Regions from separate parts of the Homo sapiens genome. Here region 2 is linked to region 1. Evidence: chromatin loops called from intact Hi-C (ENCODE). Cell type or tissue: stomach. All regions are shown on one strand. Each heading gives the region's core, and the rest is flanking DNA. Links, peaks and the distances in the headings are about the cores only. Region 1 overlaps AOC2 (amine oxidase copper containing 2). Region 2 has its middle 22 kb from the start of AARSD1.

Region 1 (2,914 bases), core at 99-2,598:
AGCCCTGCCAGGGGGAGGGAAAGGAGATGAGTTCCACACCAGGTAAGGTCTCTGGGCCAGGTCCCTGTCTTCCCCATGATGTCCACTGCACTGGTGTGACAAAAGGCAGAGAGAGCATCAGAGCACACTGTGCTGGGAGCCAGGAGGTCTGGGCAAGAGCAAGCTCCTATCTTCTTCCAACTTGCCCTATCCGATAGGGTAACCACTAGCCACACGTGGCTATGAAAATTAAAACTTAGGGCCAGCTGAGGTGGCTCACACCTGCAATCCCAGCACTTTGGGAGGCTGAGGCGGGTGGATCATGTGAGCCCAGGAGTTTGAGACCAGCCTGTGCAACGTGGTGAAACCCTGACTCTACAAACAATAAAAAAATCAGCCAGGCATGGTGGTACATGCCTGTGGTCCCAGTTACTTGGGAAGCTGGGGTAGGAGGATTGCTTGAGCCCAGTAGGTTGTGGCTGCAATGAGCTGAGGTCACACCACTGCACTCTAGCCTGGGCAACAGAGCAAGACTCTGTCTAAAATATATATATATATATATATGTATATATATATATATATATATTCAGTTCCTCTGTCACACTAGCCACACTTGAAGTGCCCAGTTGCCACACATGGCTAGTGACTATTGTTTAGAGCCACAGCTCAAATACGGAATATTTCTATCACTACAGAAAGTTCTATTAGCACTGGACTACCAAACAGTCCCTGGACCAATTTGCTTCTCTGATTCACTTTCTGAATCCCTACACTGGGCATAATTAAAGCTGTTCTATGGCTGTGCCCAATAAACAGAAAAGCACTTGCAGCTGACTAGTGACATTCTTTTAACTATGAAAGGGATAATGATATTTGTCTTGGAGAAGCTAGCTGAAAAACTGACTCCTGAGCCGGGTGTGGCAGCTTGCAACTCAGGAGGCTGGTGGCAGGGTGATGCAGATCCCTTGAACCCAGGTGCTGGACACCAGCTGGGGTAACGGAATGAAACACTGCCTCTTAAAAAAAAAAAAAAAAAAAAAAAAAAGGCCGGGCATGGTAGCTCACAGCACTTTGGGAAGCCGAGGCGAGTGGATCACTTGAGACCGGGAGTTCAAGATGAGCCTGGCCAACATGGTGAAACCCCATCTCTACTTAAATAAATAAATAATTTAAAAAAATTAGCCAGGTGTGGTGGTGTGCTACTCTGGAGGCCGAGACACAAGAATCGCTTGAACCTGGGAGGTGGAGGTTGCGGTGAACTGAGATTGCACCACCGTGCTCCAGCCTGGGCAACAGAGTGAGACTCTGTCTTCAAAAAAAAAAAAAAAGCTGGGCGTGGTAGTGTATGCCTGTCATCCCAGCTACTAAGGAGGCTGAGGCAGGAGGATTGCTTGAGCCCAGGAGGTCAGGGCTGCAGTAACCTGTGATTGCACCGCTGCACTCCAGCCTGGGTGACAGTGAGACACTGCCTCAAAAAAAGAAAACCCAATCCCTTCCCATGGTCCCCTGCATACTCCTCCCAGCTCTGAGACTTCACTTTTGATCTCAGCAAGGTGGGAAGTACTGTCAGTGTTTTTCAGAAGCAAGCACATTCATACCTTTGTCTGGGAGTTCCTTGGAATTCTACAGCATCCATAACCTGCACTGCCTAACTCAGCACTTGGTCATACACTTTCTGCAGGTCTGGACTGTAAGTTCAACGAGACCTATATGAAGGTACCTGGCACGGGAGGCACTGCACTGAAGCTGGTGCCTCTGCAGCCATCCTGTGAGCTGGTGCCTGACACAGCCTCTCTGGCCCACAGCAGCAGCCCATGCTGCACACGCTAGGGGTCCAATAAATGTTACTTCCCAAAACAAGCCTCTTTAATGCCAAAGATGCTGAAGAAAAACTTCCAATCAGAAGACAAGTCAAAATCCAAGTATGTCAAAGAGTAATCTAGTTAATATGATCATTTCAATCATGCTATTAGTCCTTCCTACCCTCCACACCACTGCGAACACAAGTGCAAGTGCATGCACAGAGACACACGCAGGCACGCACGTGCCATGTCTTTAGACTTGAGGATAAGAAAACATTTCACAAGAAATACTAGTTTATGTTGCATTATACTTGGGCAGTCATTTCCTGTCCCATCTCCCGCCACCCTCCTTAGTTTCCCTTAAAATGGAGAGGGTCTGGTGAGTTTCTAATTTTCTTTGTGGATCAGTGTGTGAGTCTGTAAGTTCCTTTCTGTCCTTGACAAAGTCTGTCAGGAACAGCAAGTCCTCTGTGTGCTTTGAGCCCTTTGTGCTTGAGAAATCTCTTTCCATACTTGCAGCAAGCTGTGTGCCTGCCATGAGTCAACTGTGATGACAGGAATGGGATGGCCCTCCCGATGAGGAGTGGCCCTATCCTGGGGAGCAACCCCAGCTTTGCTACCCTCTCCTTCCTAAGCCCCAGGTCGACCCCCACCCTGAAGACTCTGGACAGACTTCTTCCGACCTCGGCTCAGGACCCTGCCCTCCCCACCCCTACTGACCCTCAGAATTAGGAAGAAGCAAAGTGCTCCAACTCCAGCCCCATTGGGCCAGTTCACCCACCCAGTGTCACTTGAGGCTAAGGCAATCATGCCCAGCCATTACATTTAAACTAGTTTCACAATCATAGCAAGTCAGAGGGGCTGGGCGGGGGAACTCTTTTCACCTTTTACCAGATACCCAGTAGCCCAGTACCAGACTCACTGCACTGAATATGCTCAAACAGTCCCTGCCCTGTTGCCACTAGAGCTGTGGTGTTGGAACACCCTGCTCTTGCCACTTGTTATTTCAGCTTGACCTGGGAGATTCCCTTCCCTTCCCTCCACCCCACCTGACCCCGCCCCCAAGTCTCCATCCTCATCCCCTCAGCACTCACCTGCCACATCCAGGTCCAGCTTGAAGTGGAAGGCATGTG
Region 2 (2,914 bases), core at 272-2,771, 95 kb before region 1:
AGTGCTGGGTTTACAGGCATGAGCCACTGCACCCAGCCAGCAACACAAGTTTTTAGACAAGTGTGAGACCAAGTAGCAAACATAAGCTATGTTTGCCCATTTCTGCTTGCCAGCATAATTTTCCAAAGCTTCTGACTCTGTGAAGACCTGCAGCTCTCCAGAAAGATGCTTTGAAGACAACAAAACAGAATACACAGCCCCCATGTCTCTTGTCCTCTTGCCGGAGTCACTGCATTCCTTAAAAGATGAATGACCTCCAGCCTGGGCAACATGGCAAAACCTCATCTCTACAAAAAAATACAACAATTGGCTGGGCGTGGTGGTGTGCACCTGTAGTCTCAGCTATTTGGAAGGCTGAGGTGGGAGGATTACCTGAACCTGGGGAGGTTGAGACTGCAGTGAGCCATGATTGTGCTACTGCATGCCAGCCTGGGTGATGGAGTGAGACCCTGTCTCAAAAAAAAAAAAAAAAAAAAAAAAAAAAAGAATGGCCTTAATCCCTGGCTTTTCCTATACATAAGATGACATCTGACGGGGTTAGTGATGATGCCTCTGTGATCTAGGACCAGATGTACTCTGACACACAAATCTTGCTGTGATTCTGCTTTCATGTAATTCTGAGCAAGTCTGATGGGATTTTGCACATACAGAACCTCCACCCCTATATATAAGCAGGGATCTGAAACACTGGGCCAGAGCCTGCTCCTAGGCTAGAGGCCTCAATCTATAGTCTTCAGCAAGACTTCTGAATAAAGTTAACTTTAATTCTTTAAAAGCTTGATATTTTTCTTTACTTGATGGAAGTCTGCTGGTTTCCCTTCCAACCACATGGCCATGCATAAGCCCCCCTCTTTTTTTTTTTTTGAGACAGGGTCTCGCTGTGTCACCCAGGCTGGAGTACAGGGTACAGTGATGTGATCGTGTCTCACTGCAGCCTTGATCTCCTGGACTCAAGCAATTCTTCCGCCTCAGCTGCCTGAGTAGTTGGGACTACAAGCATATGCCACCGCATTCGCCTAATTTTTAAAATTTTTGTAGAGACAGGGGTCTCACTATGTTGCCCAAGCTGGTCTAGAACTGTGTTCAAGTAATCCTCCTGCTTCAGTCTCCCAAAGTGCTGAGATTATGGCCGGGTGTAGTGGTTCATGCCTGTAATCCCAGCACTTTGGGAGGCCGAGGCAGCAGGATCGCTTGAGGTCAGGAGTTCAAGACCAGCCTGGCCAACATAGTGAAACCCCATTTCTACTAAAAATACAAAAAGTAGCCGGGCATTGTGGTGCGCACCTGTAGTCCCAGCTACTCAGGAGGATGAGGCAGGAGAATCGTTTGAACCCGGGAGGTGGAGGTTGCAGTGAGCCAAGATCATGTCACTGCACTCCAGCCTGGGTCACAGAGTGAGACTCCATGTCAAACAAACAAACAAGCAAACATACCCAAAGTGCTGAGATTACAGGCATGAGCCACTGCACCCGGACTTCAGCCTTTTCTCTCCTTTTTTTTTGAGATGGAATCTTGCTCTGTTGCCCAGGCTGGAGTACAGTGGTGCAATCTCAGCTCACCACAACCTCCGCCTCCTGGGTTCAAGCAATTCTCCTGCCTCAGCCTCCCAAGTAGCTGGGACTACAGGTGTGTACTACCACGCCCGGCTAATTTTTGTATTTTTAGTAGAGATGGGGTTTCACTATGTTGGCCAGGCTGGACTCGAACTCCTGACCTCGTGATCCACCTGCCTTGGCCTCCCAAAGTGCTGGGATTACAGGCGTGAGTCACCATGCCCATCCTAGCCTTTTCTTTATAGAAATTCCAGAGCTGTGAATTGTCTGCCAGCCACAGAAGATGACCATTGTCTTGGGGTTACTGGATTCATCAATGAACCATACATATGTTGGGCACCTTTTATGTGGCAGCTACAAAGAAGCAAAGAATAAGACTGACATGAAACTTGCTTGCGTCACTTTACACTCTAAGAGCCTCTTCCACCACTGTTAAACCATTTCTTCTGACCCCATGAGGCCAACTTTTCTTCCCCTTAGCAGAAAGTAAGCCCTTTGTTAGACCTCAGCAGAAGAGGGTGACCAAGGCATAACAGCCTGAAAGAGACCTCATGAAGACAAACAAGAAGTTATGATTAATAAAAACCTCTGTCAAGGCCAGGCGCAGTGGCTCACACCTGTAATCCCAGCACTTTGGGAGGCTGAGGTGGACAGATCACCTGAGGTCAGGAGTTCAAGACTAGCCTGGCCAACATGGCGAAACCCCGTCTCTACTAAAAATACAAAATTTAGCCGGTGTGGTGGCGGGCGTCTGTAATTTCAGCTACTTGGGAGGCTGAGGCTGAAGAATCGCTTGAACCCAGGAGGCGGAGGTTGCAGCGAGCCAAGATCACACCACTGCACTCCTATTCTTGGGCAACAAAAGCGAAGCTCCATCTGGAAACGAAACAAAACAAAACAAAACAAAACAAAAAACGTCTGTCAGTTGCAAGTCTAAATAGTGAAAAGCCGACTTCAAACCATCGTGTAATTTTTATTGTATTATTGTTTGGCATCATTTAATTATTGGTTGGCATTAAATCAACACTTATATAGTTCTCCCAGGCGTTGTTCTGAGCACATTATAAAAATTAACTCATTTAATCGTCATAACAACCCCCATGAAATAGGTCTTTTTTTTTTTTTTTTTTTTTGATATGGAGTCTCACTCTGTCACCCAGGCTGGAGTGCAGTGGCGTGATCTCGGCTCACTGCAAGCTCCGCCTCCCGGGTTCACGTCATTCTCCTGCCTCAGCCTCCCAAGTAGTTGGGACTACAGGTGCCCGCCACCACGCCCGGCTAAGTTCTTGTTTTTTAGTAGAGACAGGGTTTCACCGTGTTCGACAGGATGGTCTCAATCTCCCGACCTCGTGATCCACCCG

Evidence for each region. Peaks named below come from ENCODE experiments on the same cell type or tissue, not always from the same donor. Only the 100,000 strongest peaks of a DNase experiment are listed, where the experiment ranks them.
Region 2: a loop joins it to region 1, with 3 times the contacts of the local background. A loop is called at or near these places in 92 of 110 quality-filtered maps.

Annotation. Positions count from the first base shown.
Region 1 is chr17:42,846,176-42,849,089 of GRCh38, reverse strand. It overlaps AOC2 (amine oxidase copper containing 2), which reads right to left. Exons shown (of 4, transcript NM_009590.4): 1 at 2,876-2,914; 2 at 1-4. Among named protein-coding and RNA genes, the nearest start is that of AOC2, 3.1 kb to the right of the region's middle. In stomach, for the core only: no CTCF peak of the experiment used is centred there; no DNase peak of the experiment used is centred there; H3K27ac peaks cover 265 bases.
Region 2 is chr17:42,940,954-42,943,867 of GRCh38, reverse strand. No RefSeq gene overlaps it. Among named protein-coding and RNA genes, the nearest start is that of AARSD1, 22 kb to the left of the region's middle. In stomach, for the core only: no CTCF peak of the experiment used is centred there; no DNase peak of the experiment used is centred there.